Regions from separate parts of the Homo sapiens genome. Here region 1 is linked to region 2. Evidence: chromatin loops called from intact Hi-C (ENCODE). Cell type or tissue: HepG2. All regions are shown on one strand. Links, peaks and the distances in the headings refer to the core of each region. The heading gives the core; the rest is flanking DNA. Region 1 has its middle 140 kb from the start of LINC00583. Region 2 overlaps NFIB-AS1 (NFIB antisense RNA 1).

What was found. Hi-C counts contacts between places; a loop is a spot of excess contacts. Peaks named below come from ENCODE experiments on the same cell type or tissue, not always from the same donor. Only the 100,000 strongest peaks of a DNase experiment are listed, where the experiment ranks them.
Region 1: a loop joins it to region 2, with 16 times the contacts of the local background. A loop is called at or near these places in 6 of 110 quality-filtered maps.

The regions. Positions count from the first base shown.
Region 1 is chr9:14,063,321-14,073,285 of GRCh38, reverse strand. It overlaps the pseudogene ATP5PDP3. Among named protein-coding and RNA genes, the nearest start is that of LINC00583, 140 kb to the right of the region's middle. In HepG2, for the core only: CTCF peaks have their summits at 1,607 and 4,400; no DNase peak of the experiment used is centred there.
Region 2 is chr9:14,347,904-14,357,868 of GRCh38, reverse strand. It overlaps NFIB-AS1 (NFIB antisense RNA 1), which reads right to left. Exons shown (of 2, transcript NR_186536.1): 2 at 1-717. It also overlaps a transcript of NFIB not described here. Among named protein-coding and RNA genes, the nearest start is that of NFIB-AS1, 36 kb to the right of the region's middle. RefSeq lists enhancers at 1,588-2,087, 8,568-9,067. In HepG2, for the core only: a CTCF peak has its summit at 4,212 (motif pointing right); DNase peaks (open chromatin) are centred at 4,208 and 5,138; H3K27me3 peaks cover 3,971 bases.

The DNA of each region.
Region 1 (9,965 bases), core at 633-8,632, 280 kb after region 2:
GACAGGGAGGGTTTCCCCTTTTCTGATTCCCAAGATCACCGTCATTCTCAGTCCCTGCTGAGGGAGGAGGCTTGTCATTTGGGGAGATTTGAAAATCAACCCTAGGGCTTGGCTTGCCAGCCTGGATGTGTGGGCAGCGGCCAATCTGAGAAACAATCTGGATATCACATTGCCCGAGAAAAGGGGATGTCCCTCTGGGAAATAAGCCTGGCTCTGTTTGTATTGGCTTTCAGAGAACTCTTCTGACCTGACATGGTGCTAACTTGGTATTGTGGGAAAGTCCGTCTGACCACTGGCTTCCTGCAGTTGCCTTTTGATTATGCCAAAGGAGGGACCTAAGAAGCAGTGTGCAGATATGGTCTCCAGGGAGAGATGAAATCCCAACTTCTGTCAGCACGAGCACCCACCTCCCCTTGTTTGCATGAGAGAAGAGGAGACCAGGGAAGAATTTAACCCAATCTTGGGAATGTTGCACGCTCGAACTAAAAGTTAGGTTTTTCACTTCTTGGCTTAACCTAAAATGTAGGCGCTGGCCCTCCAGTTGGCTGCCATGGGACAAAGGTTGTTTTTCTGGCTAGGGCCAAAAAGAGTGGAATCTCAGCACAGAGTAAAATTTAACTTTGGATTTTTTGTTTGTTTGTTTGTTTTTCCTCTTATTACACCTTTGACCCCAAACCACACTCCTCCTTCCCTCTCTGCCTCTTTTTCTCACCAACTTCCTGATCAGTCTTCTCAAGTTGCAGCCATGAAACTAGAAATCTATTCCCTGCCTTTGACTTATTGGCATTCCCATGATTATTGGTTAATCTTACAAGAATTAAATGAGTTTTCCTTGGCAGGAACAGAGAGGAGGAGCAGGTTTTAGGAGGGAAAAAGCAAAGTTTATAGTGTTAAATTACCTTGGCCTTATCTGATCGCTTTGAACACTCACTCCCCTCTTCACTCTCCTCTCCCCTTCCCTCCCTAGTGCTTGATAGGATGCAAATTCTGGTTCTCCAGAGTATCCCAGCTGATCTCTCCCTCTGCCTGGTTCCTCACTCACTGGTTAACACATTGAAGTATGAATGACACTAGTCACTAATCTCTTGGCCCCATCCTTTCCACTGTCCCCGAGGTGTTTTCTTGGGCTGACTTCATTTAATTTCAGGATCAGATAATGACACTCTGTAGAAGGTAAGAGTTAAGGACTGGCAATATGGCATAGAAAGACATGAGTTACAGAGCCAGATAGATTTGGGCTCGTTCTAGCCTTTTGGGCAAGTTAACCACTCTGAGCGCTGATATCCCCATTAATAGAGATAATATACCTTTGCAAAAATATATATAAAGCATCTAGCTTGGTGCCACATAGCGGATACTTAGATACTTAATTATCAATGTGATCATTATTACTGGGCTGCTCTGTCTCCTCCTGAGTGCAGTTTTGGGTGGGAGATGATTGTTAAGGAAGGCTACAATATTGGGAGGTATTATTACCACAGCTGCCTTGACCTCCCCATTCGTTTTGTGTCCTGAGGCTCCCTCTGAGGAAATCCGGCAGCCCAAGAAGTTGATGAGGGAGAAGCCAGCAGAGGGAATGTGCTGCTTGGCTTGGAGCCACCACCAGGTGGTGACTGGCTTGGTCACCCAGGGACATATGGGTTTTATTCACCCGAGGAGGCCAGAGGCACAGTGGTCCGAGGCTCTTGGATAATGAGCAAAATTAGCTACTCTCTGCTGATGTTGGGGACTCTCTTTCTGAGGGGTTCCCAGCTTCTCTGGTGACCCCCACTTCCACAGGCCGCCATTTTCTTTCTATGCCAGTGATTCTCAATACTGGCTTCGCATTAGAATCTCATAAAGGAGTGGGCCTGGCTAATGGTAACAGCTCCCCAGGTGAATCAAATGTGCAGAGTTGAGAATCACTGTTTGAGACCCAGCCTGAGCTTTTTGGAGCTTCTCCTGCAGAGGCAAACTTAGGTTTTTGGTTGTGCTGTTCTCCCCCGGATGGATCCCAAATGATTACTGAAGCTTAATGTAAGTATTTATGTTGCTTAACTTGTGGCATCCTTTAAAACCACGTATTGATTTACTTTTAAAGGTAGACACTCCTTATTCCAACAAGCACAGCCTAATATGGTATGGTCATATTGCTCAGGTAGTATATTTCTTGCTTCCAATTTAAGAAAAAGGAAGAAGAAAGTCATTAAGTTCTTTTCTGGAAAAACAGCAGAGAATAATCTAGAGTATTAAATATATCTTGATGAGGGGAAGTTGAGGAAACCTTCCTAGATGACTCTTCTATTTCTCTGAACTGGTCAGTTAGCCCCGACACAAAGCCTTACACATGATTGTCTCCCGTGAGGCCTCCATTGTCTAAGCTGCTCTTTGTGAAAAAGCAGATGCTCTCCAATCCACACACCTGTGACCAGAAGCCTGAACACTAATGGTTGACCAAGTTCCTACTCTCGTTGCAAAGATGAAGCTGTGACATCCCCCAATTTTTGGGAAGCTCTATTTTACTCTGAAGAACTAATGTGAAAGTTACTGTAGGCACAATAAGTATAAAGAAAAACTGAACTCGATAACACTGTTGATAGCTTGATAACACTGTTGAAGCTTACCTGGAAGGATTGGGTCATCCATTAGTGTAAAATACTGAATTTCTATCACATGGAAGACTGATGTAACTTAGGCTCAAGGAAACACAAGTTGGACTAAGGGTTAGAAGTTACAGTAAGACACATTTCCACCGAGTATTCAGGAGACCCTTTTGCTGGCTGAAGTTGGAATGAATGAGATCACACCATAGCATCTGTTCAGCAATCAGTGCTCGAAGGTCAGAATGGTGAGTGCCAAAAGGGGAGCACCTGGATTACTGGTTATACCCGAGACATTCACCTGGCCAATCAAAAGTTAGTTTGATTGAGTGTTCTACGTGTATGCTTATTTCCAAACATCATCACATTGGGCGTGCATGGTGGCTTACACCTGTAACCTCAGCACTTTGGGAGGCTAAGGAGGGCAGATCACTTGATCCCAGGGGTTCGAGACCAGCCTGGCCAACATAGCAAAACTCTCTCTCTACTAAAAATACAAAAATTAGTCGGGCATGGTGGCACATGCCTGTAATCCCAGCTACTTGGGAGGCTGAGGCATGAGAATCGATTGAACCCAGGAGGCAGAGGTTGCAGTGAGCTGAGATCACGCCATTGCACTCCATCCTGGGCAACAGAGCAAGACTCTGTTTAAAAAAAAATCATATTGTACTCAATAAATATATATAATTTTTATATATTACAAAAATTTATTCAAGCATTCTATCTTCATGGTTCAATATATATCAGAAACTTGCAAAGTTTTAGAGATTCATATATGAATAAATTATGGTACTTAGCTCACAGACACACTTAAGCGAAAGAAGTAGCAATACAGTATCAAATAGAGACCTAAAAAAAGTGAAAAGGGGAAAGGGCAATACATTCTCTTGGGGCAATTCAGTTTGGGCAATGCGGAGGTAAAGTAGGGCATCAGGCCTGAAGGAAGCTTCTAGAAGGAGTTGGCATTTGAGCTAGGCCTTTAAGAACAGATAATATTTTGCCATGTGGGGACAAGGAAGGGCATTTTAGTTGGTGGTAAAAAGTGATGCACAGCATTGGAGTGTGGAAGCGTCCTTATGTTCAGAGAAGAATGTGTTGTGTGTTGACTTCTCTAGTAAACACAAGAGGTACATGAAGGCAGTCGGGGGAGGGGGAAGATATCTAGCAAGCTTTAAACTCCAACCAAGGTATATAAATGCATCTTATTGGATTTTTTCTACATAAGTATTTTTATTTTTAATGTCCAGAATGTGTAATATAAGGGCCAGAACTTCCTCCTGGACTCAACTTTATAAATTCTCGATTGGTTGGTGAGGCCAATAGGGATACTTTCTCTTGTCTCATTTGGTTTCTGGGAAAGCTTCATTCAGGTCCTCAGTGGTCGTCTGATCAAATGGAATTAAGTTCCTCATCTTCTCCAGCTGTTTCTCATATTGTCCAATCCTGGCCTTTGAGAGAGACATCCACTCAGCACAAGTTTTCACATCTTCTTTTTCTTCAGCATCCACTTGGGCAGTGTATTTATCCTCTGGTACAGGAAACTTCAGGGCATTAAACTTCTTCTCAAAGTCATCCACCAAGCCTGCCTTGGCCACACTGGCCTTGTAGTAAGTCCAGTCAATAGATGGTTTATTCTCAGGTAAAATAGCCAGTCTGGAGGTAAGAATCTCATTCCAGGATGTCAGGGAATTAGCAATGGCCTTTTGGTTTCGGGATATGCTCTCCCAAGAAGTTACCCAGTCAATGATTTTTAGAGCAAGTTTTTGCCCAGCCATCTTGGGATCCTTCACCGACCCCAGCGGCCCATAGTCCACAGCAGCACCTAGCGGCTCTTACTGGATTTTTTAGGGCAGCTGTGGCTATGTATTAAAATTTGGACTTTATGCTTCAGGAATGGGGAACAATCACAGGTTTTGGAGAGTAGAGGAAGCCATAATCTAGAAAAATAATGGAATTGCTTGGTATAGGGCACCACCAAAGCTTAACTGTCTCTGTGATAGTGATTTCTCCCTCTGCACTTTTCCCCATAGTGAATTTCCCCAGGCCCATTGTTTTCCAACTTAGAGTCTTTAGATTCCTTGCAGATTCATGAAGATGGAAATAAGGGATTCATGAAGTATTTTCAACATTGCAATAAGCTGAAATAAATTATGCACTTGACTATCACTATCACAGAGATAGTTAAGCTTTGGTGGTGCCCTCTATGAAGCAATTCCATTATTTTTCTAGATTATGGCTTCCTCTACTTTCCCTGTGCTTATTCCCCATTCCTGAAGCACAAAGTTCAAATTTTAATATATGGCCACAACTGCCCTAAAAAACCCCAATAAGATGCATGTATTTACTTTGGTTGGAGTTTAAAGCTTTGCAGGCTGTCTTCCAACCCACTGTTCGCATATACCTCATGCATCCACTGGAGAAGTCAACACACAACACATGTTCTTCTCAGAACACAAGGACGTTTCCACACTCCAATGCTGTGCATCACTTTTTACCACCACTTAAAAGGTTAGCACCAACCTTTTCATCGAAGCAAAAGGACCCTTTCTTTAGTTACAACTCTTCAGTAAGGGCCCCTAGCCACTAACTTTGGGAAGGTCTTCCTCTTAGAGAGCTTACATGGTATAGGATTTATTGGTATGGGCTTTAGAGGCAGACAGGCTTGAGTTTGAATATTGGCTGCCACTTATGAGCTATATGATGTTGGACAACTTATTTAATCTCTGTAAGCCTCACTTTCTGTGGTTAACTCACAGGATATATTGTATATCTGTTGTGTCTGTCAGTATAGTCTTAACTCATAGAATATATTGTATATCTGTCAATTACACACTTTATAATCTGTCTTATTATGTAAGTATAGAGTGTTGCCTGCCTATAGAAATTAAAAATGCCGCTAGGTAAATCACAATCTTTTATGTGTCCATCAGCATCATTGGCCACTATTGGTCCTTCCTATTTGGGGTCTCCACTGAAGGTCTTTGAGGCAGGCTGCTTCTGGCATTTAGATGACCACACTCTTGGCTCTCCAGTTTGCTGCTGTGTCTGCTGATAACTGTATCTGAGTGCCTCTGAGCTCCCCAGTGATCTTCCCAGTGCCTTGCTGAGCAGATATCCTGAGGGTGGCTGCTTGCCTCCGTCTTGCAGAGGCCAGAGGGAAACATTCGCAATGCCATTTTCTACCCAGCTCATTAGTCAACTTCAGGACTTCAAAAGGCATGCTCTGTTTGACTCTGCTGTTCTCTATACCTGACACGTATACAAATGTGTTCAATGCACACTTCCTATGCTTCGTCATGGCTTTGGAAGCCCTACTTGAGACTCAGTGGTTTTATGCTTTTTAGTCTACATTGCCTAAGAGAACTGATACAGAGGCTAAGCAAAGGGGTGGTAAATATGGATGTCATTTAATACTACAGTCATATGGCAAGTCTGAAAATGGTCTTGTCAAAGTTAGTGGTGTGGCCTAAATGGCCACATAAGTCTGTCTTGAAAACGATTTGAATTTTCTCTTTCTTTTATTCAGTTGAGTCCTAGGAATATAGACACATGGACAACACGTATCCAGCACTGTTCATTGTATGGTGCTGGGTAAACATACAATGATTCTCTTTGGATAGCTGCCCATGTACTTTACTGTTCATGTGCACTTTCCAACATTTCAGTGCTGGAAAAACATAAAAAAGTCAGGAAGTCTCACCTGAACAAGCTTTCTTGGGCAGATTTTTGGCAGGTAATGCTTCCTGTTACATAGGAAATGCTTTTAAGCTTAGCTTCATTTATAGTACTTCGGTTTGCCTACGAAGCTATGAATTCTGTTTGGTTGCTAGTAACAAATCTTAGAAAGCAAAACAAACAACAGCCACAATGACAAAATGGTGGCTTGAAGACATTAGGGGTTTATTTTTGTCTCATGTAAAACACATTTGGAGATGGGCACTCAGGCTGAGGCCGTGAAAGACTTAAGGCCTTTCTAGCTTTGTGCTCCTCCATTTGTACAACTTTTTTTTTTTTTTCGTGACAGGGTCTTGCGCTGTTGTTCAAGCTGGAGTGCAGTGGCACAATCAGATCTCCCTGGCTCAAGTTCAAGTGACCCTCCCACCTCAGCCTCCCAAGTAGCTGGGACTACAGGCTTGTGCCACCATACCCCACTAATTTTTGCCTTTCTTTTAGAGACAGGGTTTCATCATGTTGCCTAGGCTGGTCTTGAACTCCTGGGTTCAAGTGATCCACCTGCCTTGTCCTCCCAAAGTGCTGGGATTACAGGTGTGAGCCACCACGCCCAGCCCTAGGGCATAACTCCTATCCTCCTGCTCTCAAGGTGACTGCTGGTATGCCAGCAATCATGTCCATGTTCACACAGGAAAAACTGGGTGAGTAAAAGGCAAAAATAAATGTGCCAATTTTTGTTTTAAGAGATATTTCGGGAGTCCTTCTCTCATTTATACTCCTATCACATTACTCATAATACGGTCACGTGACATCCCCCAACTGCAAGGGAGGTTGGATACATATTTGGATAAGCCCATTTCCTCCTTTAGTAAAACTGATGTTTGTTCACAAGGAGAGAATGGCCATTGGGTAAGCAAGTAGCAGCCCCTGGCACATCTACCTTTAATCCTAGCTAGACATTTTACTTATCTTGGTTAAAAAGTCTTAAGGGGAACCTTAAGACTTAACCTTCTAACCATAAGCAGATTTGAAATACTTTTCTAATAATGAAGAGCTAATTAATTATTTCCAAATCTACAACACTATATTTGAGAAGACTTCCCTTATTTGGTTTTCACTATCTCCTAAGCACTTGGAATCTTAAACCTATGGGGTCTCTTGTATTAATTTGTTCTCTTGTACATGTTCAGTGAAAGCTTCGTGATGTTTTGATCTTATTTTAGGCAAGAAGGACATTTGGATGGAAGATAACATGGAAACTCTAGGCTCCAAGCACCATGCGTACAATTGTTTTATTGCTTTCTTATAATGGTTGCAATGAGTTAGGTAGTAGGAAGGAAACAAATAATACAACCTGTGACAAAAACTCCAGGGTGGTATAGTGCAGGGTTTTTCAATTCTCTTTAGTGGTAAAATTGTGTCTTCAAATGAAATTATACTGAGGACATTTAACTATACAAAAGAGATAAAAAGCTGACTTTCTCTAGTTGAAGTAAGACTGGAGGGACCCCGCCACTCTTTTCACCCACTCCCTATCTCCTTCATGATCCTTGGGGTGCAAGACCACAGAGAGAAAATCTGAAAATCATCATTTCATTAGGTATTTGTCTTAGCTCTGCCATTAGCTGGCTTTGTGACCGTGGACAAATTACTTGCCTTCTCTGGCCCCCAGGTTTGTGATGTAAAATACAGAAGGGTTGAGTCAGTTGATCCTGAAAAGTCCATCTAGCCCATGTTTCTAGGATTTTCCTGGCTACCAGTGTGTATATAGTCAGCTTCTAGTGATGAGTGTTATCTGTGCTTTTCTCATCAAATTGGCTGGAGGCAAAAGAAAAAAAATCCATCCATTAGTATTGACTAGCAAGAAAAATGGGAAATAAGGATGCTTTTCTCTTAAATATTTTCCTGCTCATAGGAAAAAAAAAAAAAAACTGAAGGAAAGTTGGAGTGAAATTCAAATCCCACTGCAGCATTTATCACAATGATCTAGATCTATAGAAAGAAGCCAAGGCTAGTGAAAACCGTCGATTTCAGAACATCTATTATGTGCAAAATACAATAATAGTTCTTTCATATTTTATTTTATTTCATTTAAATTACACAAGACTAATCAGAGGTGATACTATTTCTTTTATTATACAGGAACCTGGACCAGATTTATTCTGGATTAGAACTTATATCTTCTTTCATTAATGTTTCCATTGAATGAGTTGCACCTGGGCCTAGCTACTATTCTAAGCTCAGAATCCCAAACCTAATAAGGCTGCGGGTCTGTCCTAAGGAGCTTTAGTAACTTCTGCCCTTTAAGTCCAGTGTGTTTTCCTTGATACTGTAGATCTCAATCTTTGTCTCAACTTTTGTTATACGTTGAAATTAATGGGGGGGTTGATTAAAATTCCAGTGTTTCTGTCCCCCTCCCACTCTACACTACTTCATTTCGGCAGGATCTGGAGTGGATTCCAGGCATCTGCAGTTTAAACTCACCGCTCATAGCTCTGTCACCTGGCAAAGTTAGGAAACTACAGCTTTATCCTGATCAGGGTTATTGATGTGAACTTCTGCCTTCATAGCCAGATGGTGGGCCCTCATTGGTTGAGCACTGGGCCTCTTTTATTTTTTGTATACTTGGCGTATTGTAGGCACTTTCAAAAATTTTGCAGACTAGAAGAAAAAGAAGAGGAGGAGGAGGAGAGAAGAAAACTTGTATAGCACTGAATTCACCCACACCACTGAAAAATAGACTCTGTAACAGGACACACAAAAAGAGAGGGGTTATGGGCATTTCAGGGTTTTGATGAGATGGCCAAGACGCAGCTCCTGTCTCCTCCCACCCCCATTCATTCTTCTTATGCTGATTTATTTTGTCTAAGAATTTAACACCTGCTTGTTCTGTCCTGCTCACCAAATCCACTACTACTAGTATAAGCTGCTCTAGAGCCAGAATCTGGTCTACTGTTGACTTTTGTACTCCCAGTACATACAACAGTCTGGCACATAATGAAGGGAACGAAAAAAGAATTATGTGATGGCCTGAACCACAGCAGGAAGGAGTGAGATTGGAAGGGATACAGGCTAGTCTTGAGTATTGCAGGACTCATGAGGCAAAATGCTAAGTTACTCCAACACTTAATTAGCTATTTTTATTAAGTGTCCAAGCCTCCTTCATTTAATGGGTGTTTTACTGCTTTTATCTCAAGAAAGATGGCAGAAGTTTGTGTCTTTTGGCTTTGATCACATTATTTCTGGGTTTTGTTACTTAATAAGGCAGAAGTTTAAATTAACATCATTCTCCATTGCCTGTTTTTGGGTTAGCTGTACAGTATAGAGTGCTGGCAATTTTTCAATGGAGGAAAGAAAAGGAAACCTCTGTTTGGGAGCTTTAGGGGGAAAGGAGGGAAAGCCATTTACCTGAGCCCCTGGGGCTACATCTGCTTCTCAGAAAAGATCTGCCATCAAATCAAGCCACCGGACCCCTGTAGGGGCTACAGCTCAGGGACAGGTTGAAGGAGGACTGGGCCAGCTATAGCCTTCAATTGTCAAGGCGGCAAAGAAGGTTGGAAGGTGAATTCACAGTCATTTCTGTGTTCAGGGGTACACTTTAATAGCTGAGGTAAAAAAGTGTTGTCAGAATGAACAAAAGCCACCTCTGCAAGTCCCCTCTTAAAACGTGAAATTGCCTGGGCTATGATCTGAGGTTTATGCCAACTGAATGTG
Region 2 (9,965 bases), core at 579-8,578:
TAGCATGATATTTTAAGGTCCATCCTTGTTAACGCATGTATTAATATTTCATTTCTTTCTTCACCAAATAGCATTCCATTACACGTATATCCCACGTTAAGTTTATCCATTCATTGGTTGATGGACGTGTGGATTGCTTTCCCTTTTTGGCTATTATGAAAAGGCTGCTGTGAACATTCATTTACAGGTTTTTACGTGGACATAAGTTTCCATTTCTCTTAAACCAATGGTCTCTTTAGTAAGTGTTCTTATTTTCCACATGATTAAGGAAACTGCTATTTAGGAGTTAACTCAGAAATATCTCATGTAGAATTTCAAACCTCTTGAATATTGGGTCACTACCTCCAACCCTGCTATTTCTTGGTAGGGAGGAGGAGGGTGCTGTCTATCAGGAAAAAGTTGGATCTGACTTGGGGCTCACAGATCACTGCACAGGGGTGACTGAATTCCCTTTGCAGCACCTGAGGCCAGGTCTGGCCCACAACTGGCTCACAGTAATCAGCCCATCACAGTGTTCCTTCAGGGACTCTCCACATATAAAGTATACAGAGTAAGAAAAATAAAACCTTAGTCTCTGACCTGGAAATCAGAGTCATGGGGTTTGGGAAACTTGCAGGAAAGAAGAGGAAAAAAAAAATAGCTTTCCTGATAGAAGCCAATGAAGTTAATTTTCTCCCTTGTGTGACTTGGAGGAGTTCTTTGGTGTGTCCTGCAGACCTGCAATGAAAAAGAAGGCCCTATATTAATTTATACAGCAACTCTTTTCCAAGAAATTCAGAGCATTTCAAACAGTCTTTCACTCATTCCCCTGAGGGATTTTGCACAGTGTGCATAAGAAATTACTTCTTTTAAAATTTACACTCTTCAGTTAGCCAGTACTGAGCAGAAATAGAACTAGAAAAGCAGACCTCCTGACCAAACATTCCGCTATAATATTTTCAGTGAGCTTCTATAAATCAGTGTATATCCTTAAAAACAGGATCTCCCCATAACAGCCCCATGACCACTCACCGGTGACTGACATTCCTTTCAGCAAGAGCAAAAGTTTCCCTTCCAAATTAGAATCCACTGGTATGGCATGCACTATAAAACTGAAGTGTATCATTATTCATAATTAAGTGCTCAGGATCACCCAGACCCTCAGACCATCCAGTTTTACTCTCCAGCTCAGCCCTCCTAACTCACCCCAGCTGAGGACCCCTTAATAATCCTGAAACTGGTGGAGTGCAAGAGAGGAGTCCTGCTCGTAAACCCCAGGCAAAAAACAGGAGACGAAATCAGTCCTGCTCTCACTGTTGTTTCTTGCTCTGTCTCGGTGCTGTTTTTACACGGGGCTGCACTGCCCCTCAGGGCCTTGCTGACCATTCTGGGTAGCATATTCAGCTCCAGCTTCCCAAAGCCCACCAGCATCAGCCACATGCAGGGCTAAACTTAGCCCTCAACCCCAAACACTAGTTCCTCGTGTGGGGCCTTTTCTCAAGATATTCTTATTGTGAAATCCTCAGTATCCATCCCTGGGAAAAGAAAATCTTGGTCCGAGCCACACTAGCTCATGTGGAATCTTGGGAAATAACATCCTGGGGAGTATCTGTGCCTTTCTTTTTCCCACTTCAAGAAAACCTCTGGGATCCATAAGTTCCCTCCTAGTGACTACCAGAGAATGGGAAGTTTTAATCCAGTTAGTGACAAAAAGTGCGTACTAGTGTCTCACGCTGCCCCAGCCTCAGGCATATTTTGTTTGGGACCCCATAATCTTAATATGCACATTATTTAAAACGTGTACTAGTTGTCAGCTAGCACTGGCCACACAGTTTGTGAGGGACCAGTGCAATGCAAAAATGCAAGCCCGTTGTTGAAAGTTTAAGAATTGCAAATTGGCCTTTTTTTTTTTTTTTTATTTGTTTGTTTGTTTGAGGCGGAGTCTCGCTCTGTCACCCAGGCTGCAGTGCAGTGGCGTGATCTCAGCTCACTGCAAGCTCCGCCTCCCGGGTTCATGCCATTCTCCTGCCTCAGCCTCCGGAGTAGCTGGGACTACAGGCACCCGCCACCACGACTGGCTAATTTCTTTGTATTTTTAGTAGAGACAGGGTTTCACCGTGTTAGGCAGGATGGTCTCGAACTCCTGACCTTGTGATCCACCTGCCTCGGCCTCCCAGAGTGTTGGGATTACAGGCGTGAGCCACTGCAGCCGGCCAGGCAAGCAGGGTATTTAAGCCAACGTGGGGCACTTCTAAGTATGGGATCCCGTGTGACTGCAAAGGACACACACCCAGGAAGCCAGCCCTGCTGCCAATATTTAAAAAGCAAAAGATTCTTCAAATAGAGAATCTGGTAACCCTGGGTCTGCATCTCCAAATGGCTGTACATAATGGGCTGGTGCAGAGTATCATCTTGTTGTATTGGTTTGCTGCGCTTGCCATTACAAAATACTGCAGATTGGGTGGCTTAAACAGCAGAAATTTATTTTCTCACAATTCTAGGGGCTCAAGTCTGAGATCAAGTTGTCAGCAGGGTTGGTTTCTTCCGAGGCCTCTTTCTTTGTAGATGGCTACCTACTCCGTCTTCATATGGTCTTCCCTCTATACATGTCTGTGTCCTAATCACTTCTTACAGGGACTCCACCAGTCATACTGGATTAGGGCCCACTTCATAATAACTTAAGTACCCCCTTAAAGGCCCTATCTCCAAATACAGTCACATTCTGAGGTATCAAGGGTGATTTTGGAGTGGCACAGTTCAGCCTGTAACACAGCTTTTCCCTTTGGGGAGGGGTGCAGTGTTCCAAGTCACTGTGCTTACTCCAACCCAAACATGCTCACACACACACAGCATCTCCCCATCCCTGAAGCAGGGGTCGGTTGCTATAGGTCATCTCATTTGTGCTGCTGTTCTTCCTCTGGTTCGCTTCTCTCATTTAGAGAGACCTGCTCCTCCCCTGCCGCACAAGGAATAGTGACAGTGTTCACAACAGGACAAGGGCTACACACTCCCTTCACATCTGTAAAGCTAAGGTTGCTGTTCAAGTGATCCTTCACGGGACAATCCATTTCTACACACACACACACACACACACACACACACACACACAGAGTACCCATTACATAGAGATAACCATTTAAATGCAATGCTGAAGGAAAAAATTGCCATGAGGTATAACTGACTGCTCACCTCAGAAACTAGATTTGGAGATTTTAGGAGAGAAAAACCCTCAGCGACTACATAATTATTCCCCAGGGCTGATCCCACTTAAAAATTCACCTGACTGTACAAGGGATGGCCCTAAATTTCAATGGAAACCCAACCATGTAGCCCCTTAGAGAGACCGTACTCTCAAATTGGTCTTTGTACCTATTTGTAGAAAAATGTTAGCCAGATTATAGCTGAAAACTCTGCTAATTCTGGGGAAGATTTTGGTCTTGTGCCTGGAACTATTGAAGCATATATTCACACCTACCACATGTAACACTTAGTAGCAGAATTTCCAGCACAATACTTTAGTACTTTATTTTTAAAAGAAACAGAGCAGAGACTGAAGCCCTGTTCACTCTGCAGCTTTCTTGCAGGAGGCTCCACAAAAGGTGGTGGTGAGGGAGGTTCTGTGCTCAAAAGAGCTATTTTTTTATTTTTAAAAGGAAAGGAGACACTAAAATCTTTGCTCACAATTAGGGAACTCATGATGCTGAAACATAACATTTGCACCTGCCTGTAGATTGAAAAAATAATGTCAAATTTGCAAGGCTCTGAGAAAATAGGGTGCGGTGTATTAGTGATTTAATCAATCCCAATCAACATTAGAGTTCAGACAACACCTTACAGACATCTTACTGTAACCCCTTTGGTTTTTAGAGAAGGAAGGGGAGGTTGGAACATTTTAAGTGATTTGCCCCAGATCAGCTCTCCACCTAAAATGCAGGTCTTTTCTTTCAGATGAGCGTACTTTCCACTGCACCAGGCTACTTCTAAACAGGCATTGTCCTGTCAGCCTCAATTGCATGCAAAAAAAAAAAAAAAAAAAGACAAAACCCCTCTCGCTCTCCACTAGAGTCTCTATTTGGACTCTAGAACGGACAAAGCAACGGCTATTTCAACTTCAACTCCCTTAGCAAATGGAAGAAAAGGCATCTGACCCGTGGACTCCTCCAGCTGGTCCCCGGGTCTCACCGCCTGCGGGTCTCCACGTCAGCTCGCAGGCATCGGCGGCCAGTCGGACACCAGGGGGCGCAGCAGCCTTTGTCCTGACAGGTATTGAAGAATGAAGCCAGACTGGGCCGTCAAGAAAAATCTGACTTCCCTCCTTTCAGTTTCTCTCATTGGAACCAGCCCACTCCCCAGCCCCCTTCATTCGCCTTAAAGCCATTTTCTGCTTCCTCCTCATGCTCAGATTCTCAGGGTGCAGGGATGCAGCAGTTCAGAGACCCCTCTCCAGGAGCTCCCCCGCTCTGCCAAGGACACCCTAGCAGTGGTCCACCATTTGTTCTCACTTGCAGGCCTCTGAACTCAGGATGTTTTTGGCTATTCTTCCTGAATGAAGAACCCTATAGAACAGGACCAGCTTCCCAGAAGAACTGTCACATCTATCCTCTAATATCCCTCCCCTTTCCACGCACAAAAACAATCACAAATTAAATAACATGTCTGGGAAGCTCACGCGGCCTGGACCTATCCCTCACCACCCTCTGTCTGCCCCTACAGTCTAAGGACAGCCTTTGGTAGTAGCTACCTACCCAAAGGGACAGGCTGCAGCACCTTCACCATACCTCTGCCATTCTCACCAACCCATGGTGCACCCCAAGCAGGATAACTGCCTCCTTGTAACCCCACCAGCTTGCCTCTGTGTGCCCTCCAGCAGAAAGAAATCCACTTGACCCTTGCCAAAGTCTCCTGATTCCAAAGATTCAGTAATAAATGAGCATCCTCTTCTACTTTAAGACATACTCCTAACCCTGCCCCTATAGACACAAACGGACACAATGCAAACCCTCAGATGTCAAAAACGTACTCTTTCACAAAGACTCCTGAAACTCCTCTGTTCCAGAGGGAAAGGCTACAGGGTCCTTCCTATGCAGGCCTTTGAAAAGCAGCTGTATGTTTACATAGAGAGATTCCAAGTTTACACAGTCCTTTCCCTGTCTGTTATTGGAGCCTCTCAACAACGCTGAGAGATAAGCAGTGAAATCTAAAGCTTAGAGGCTTGCCTCAGGACCAGACCTAGTACAGCGTAGAAACAGCACTGAGGGCCCGGGTGACAGAGCATGGAAACACTTGCTTGTCCAATTGCACCAAGGCCTGGAAGAAATGCAGCCACCATAGAAGATCATCAGATTACATACACTGAGGGAGCCTGTGGTCTCAGGAGCCAGGCAGGGGCAGGAGGAACAGTGCAAAAGAAGCGGTGATGTCAATTCTGACCCGACTCTTCTTTTTACCTGTGGCCTCGCTCACTTCTTTATTTCCACGTTCATCTTAGCTAATGTAGAGTACCGGGAAGTGCTGAGCCCGGAGACAGGTAGCCATGGTTTGTTATCTTGGTGGTGAGCCTCCCAACTCCACACTCATAAAATAATGATAACATCTATTATATATACAAATACATCACCAAAAAAAAATGAAAAAATCAGTGTAATTCCAGGAGACGGAGCAGGGTAGGAGACTTTTACTTTCATTTTATGCTGTTTTCTATTATTTGAAGTATCTGGATTTACGCATGTGTTCCTTTTATGATTTTATTTTTAAAATTTTATTGGGGTTAATGATGCTCTTTAGCGTTGCTGCAAAGATGACTTATGTAACATATCTGGCATGGTACGTGGTCTGGTGCACAGTTGATGCTCACTCAACAGTAGTTTATTGTTAGCTATATACTTCCGTCAGAACTGTGGGCAAATGGGACCTCAAATCAAGAGACCCGGGGTCTGTGGCACACTCTGCTCTCAGATCCATGTATGCCTTTTAGTAAGTCAAGTCCCTTGGAATCTATGTAAACATAGTAGCTGCTTTTCAAAGGCCTGCATAGGAAGGAATCTGTGCCTCAGTTTCTTTATCTGTAAAGCAATGAGACACAAGCCACTTGATTTGAAAAATGGTGAGAAGGACAGGACAACATGCTCACCACCCAAAATGCCTGAGATACCTTCTAAAATTCAGTCACAGTCTTTGCAAGGGAGGCTTCTTAAGTTTGAGTTCATCAGACAGAAACTCTTTCTAGGAGAAGTTGTCATCTAGGATAGACAGAAAGGGCTGGAGATAGCTGAATAAGTTCTAAAGCAAGTACAGAAATTAAATCAGGAAACAATGTGTGAACAGTATAGGGCCATCAGCGTAGGATGGGAGGTGAGAAAAGAAGGTTTGAGGTGTTCCTTGAGTGCAGTTGGCACCACGATCATTTCCTGACAGGGGAGATGCCCTTGGTAGGCAGAAGGGGTGTGATTCAAGGTCCAGGCATCCCTGGCCCGGACACAGCCAGCCCTAGCCCAGCTCCCTAGGATGAGAGTTCTGTATGGGGCACAGGGCTGGCGCTGTTGAGACCAGGCCTCCCTAGGCAGATCCAGGAGCAGAGCTGCCCTTTGGACAAATTACTTTCGGCAAAGTCAGAAGGAACCCACTGCCCAAGAGAATTGGGCTAAAGCACCTCTGAAGTTTCTTCCAGCATAAACTTTATCTTAACAACAACCAAAAAAAGTGGGGAGACTGGACCATAGGAGGTGCAGATGCCCAAACATGATCCTCTCCCTGCTTAGCAGCTAGTCTGGGGATACCTATTTTTTATGCACTCCAACTCCTGAAAACCAACTAAAGATTTGTTCCTGGAACACACAGCTGATTCATTTCCTACGCCACTCAGAACGGGAGATTTCCCTCCGAGTCTCCTTTGCCAAAGCTTGGCCTTTGGGGGATAGGAGGCAGGTAGTCTAGTGGGTAGAAAGGTCGCGACTTTCTTTTGCCCCGCGGTCTCCTTCCTATTTAAAGCAGCACCGCCTGTCGAAACAGCTTTGTGCCAATATTTGCAGGCAGGAAGATTTTCTGACATTGTAAGGGGGTTGTTGGAAGCAGATGGGAGGCCCTTTCCCAAGGCCATCGGCAGACCAGAAATTGGTTACACCCGCACCCAGGGAGGAATCCCTAGCCCCCACTCTCACGATCAGCGCCCATAAGGTATCTGCATTTACATTTTAAAAAGAAAGAGGAATTTTTTTTGTATCTCTGAATCATCTGGCAGCGCCTGATATTATACATCTCCCCCTAAAGCCCCTGTTGTCCCTCCCTAAAGAGGAGGTCGTGTTTTCAATTCTTGAGAGATCTGGAATAACGGTATCAGAGCATGCCAACAGCTAGAAGACCCCCAACTTCCCCCCCCACCCCACCCAGGTCTTTCGCCCTATAGGAATTGGGGGCAGCGGGGGTGGCGATTTGCAGCGAGGCAAGGGCAGGTAGCAACAACTCCGACTGATCTCCAGAGGCAAAACCAAACTAAACGTAGTTCCAACCATCATGTTTTAACAAAATCTGCATTCTGTGAAAGTCTGTTTTTTTCTTAGAGAAACGCCCTTCGTTTTTAATTTTGCGTCACTTTCGCAGGCTGCCCTGAATGCCTAACCACTTGTTAAAATGCCTCTGTGCTTTGCTTTTCCGTGTGGTTCTTTTCTGTGCCCGTTTGTATCTCTAATAAGCGGCATTGTTTATTATCCTTGGGTCGGGGCCCCTGGGACTGAACCGAAATAATACAGAGGCACCGAGGCTGAGCGCTGGAAAATACTCCGGGTTTCCCAGGCCCAGGAGGGTCCCCGGGGCCGCCAAACGACCCTCCTGGGGAAAGCCCACCCGTGCGTGCGTGCCTGGTGAAGGGCAAGTTTGCACGAGTTTTTCCAGGCAGGGAGAGATCATGGGCAATCCAAAGCCCAGATGAGTGGGTATAGAAAGGGGCACACGGGGAAGGGAAATGCCACTGTGGACCGGTAATGGGGGTGTGACTTAAGAGCCAATATTGACAGGATGACTTTTTTTAAGGGAGGCGGGGGACTGCCGCGCGGGAAGCGTTCTGAGCCGTCTTTTAGCTCGAAGTCTCAACTCTCATCCCTATGCAAGAAATTGTCACTAATAAATTCTTTTTTCCGCATAGCCCATCAGTCCTCGCTGTTAAAGCGAGTATCCTAAACAAGATGAGGCTAACTTCCCTCCTTCTCCGTAGTTACCTAATATTTGCCCACATTTCGTTTTCAGCTGGGTGCTTTGTGGCCGTAGGGAATGTAAGTGCATGCCCCAGGAAATAAAGTGCCGCTGTTCCCCAGCCACAGATCAAGTCTTTTCTTCCCTTTGGACCCCAAACGAGCCCTGCTTTGGGGCTCTCCAAAATTTCGCTGCTCCCAAAACGGAGTGGGGTTCGCTATCAAAAAGCAGAAACCCGCATGGGAAACATAACGCGGAATGCCTTTGGCGTCTCGGGGAAAATTTCCCGGTTGAACCCAGTCTACGCTTCCACACCCCCTAAATTTAATGTCGGGCGGGCTCCGTTGCAGAGTTTGCCCTAAAGAAGGTTGTTAAATACGTGCCATTCTCGGGACCGTGTGCTCCTCAAATGAGACTTCCAGCCCCAGGGCCCAGCCTGAACTGTCCTTCCCACAGGTTCGCATGCGAGACCAAACCCCCACCCCGCTAGCTTCCAAAAATTCTCCCAACAGGCTACAAAGACTGCTCAAATTGTCCTCGCTAGCTTCGCTCCCCCATTCAGTTAGATTGTTTAAAAATACAGAGATCTGTTTGCTCGCAAGAGCAGAGAGTGATTTCCCTCAAGCAACTCGTGCGAGAGCTTTAGGCAGCCCCTGGGTTGCAGCGAGTCCAAGCGTCGGTGGAGTTTTCCGAATTTCAAGAAGTAGTAAAGTGAATTTCGGTACAGGGAAAAGTGCCGGGTGTTGGAGCGCAAGGTGGGGGCGGGAGCCCAGGAAGCCGCCAGGAGGTTTTTTTGTTTTTAATGTTAGACACGCATGAAGGCGCAAGCTTCGTGGTTTCCGAACTTAGAGAATCGTGCCGAGTTTGGGCCCATCTCCGCAGCCAGGGGCCCAGCACAGAGCACAGGGGGCTGTTTCCAGTTTTCAAAGAGCGAGCAGAGGCGCGGGAGCAGCTCGCTAGGCACTGCCACATGCAGCTGACTGTCCGCTGCTCCCGGCTCTTCCGCCCTCTCTCTTCGCGTGGCACCCCCAGAGCCATCCCACTGCTGCCAGTATTGCGCAGAAGAAGAAGGGTTCCAGGCGGCAGAATCCCCCAACAGGTAGTTTCACCCGGGCGCTGGCCTGGCTTAAATATCAAAGGCTGGGCCGCCTGTGCCGTGCTAAACTGGAGCCGAAGCACTGACACCTAAAGAGTCTAGGAACGAAAGCTGCGTTCTGGGAGTCACTTTAAATAACCTTGTTTTCTCTCCACCCTCCAACTTCTCCCGAAATAGCGTGAGCCCTGCCGTTTGGAACGGCGCTCAGCGAGCCTAAATAAGCTGCTTCAGGCTGTAAACTCACAGCCAATTTGGGGTCTTTTTTTTTTTTCACCCCCGGTAGTTACTACAGAACCCAACTCGGCTTTAGAGCCATAGGTATTTATTTGGGAATTGGAAAATTCCCCTCAAAGCAAAAAAGGAAAAGGGTGCGCTGCAGTTGTATGATATAATTGAATTATGCCTTCCCCTGGCGCACAGTAAGGAAAAGCGGAATGCCAGTAGGTGTGTAGAATGGGCCGCGGCGGCCTCACGCCCCAGAGGGCGCACCACATTTCCTTCCCAGGGTGCAGGGAGAACTTGGGTTGGGCGACTTCGTTCCGCCCCCAGCATAAATGCCCAGGTTAGGGCATCACAAAAACCTAGTCCTGGGTGCTCTGTCGGATCGCTAGCACCAACGTCCCCGCCAAGGACCGCGAGCGCACGTGGTGCGCGGAGACCAGACACCGCGTGCGACGCGAAACTACGCGCGTCGCTCCAAAGCTCC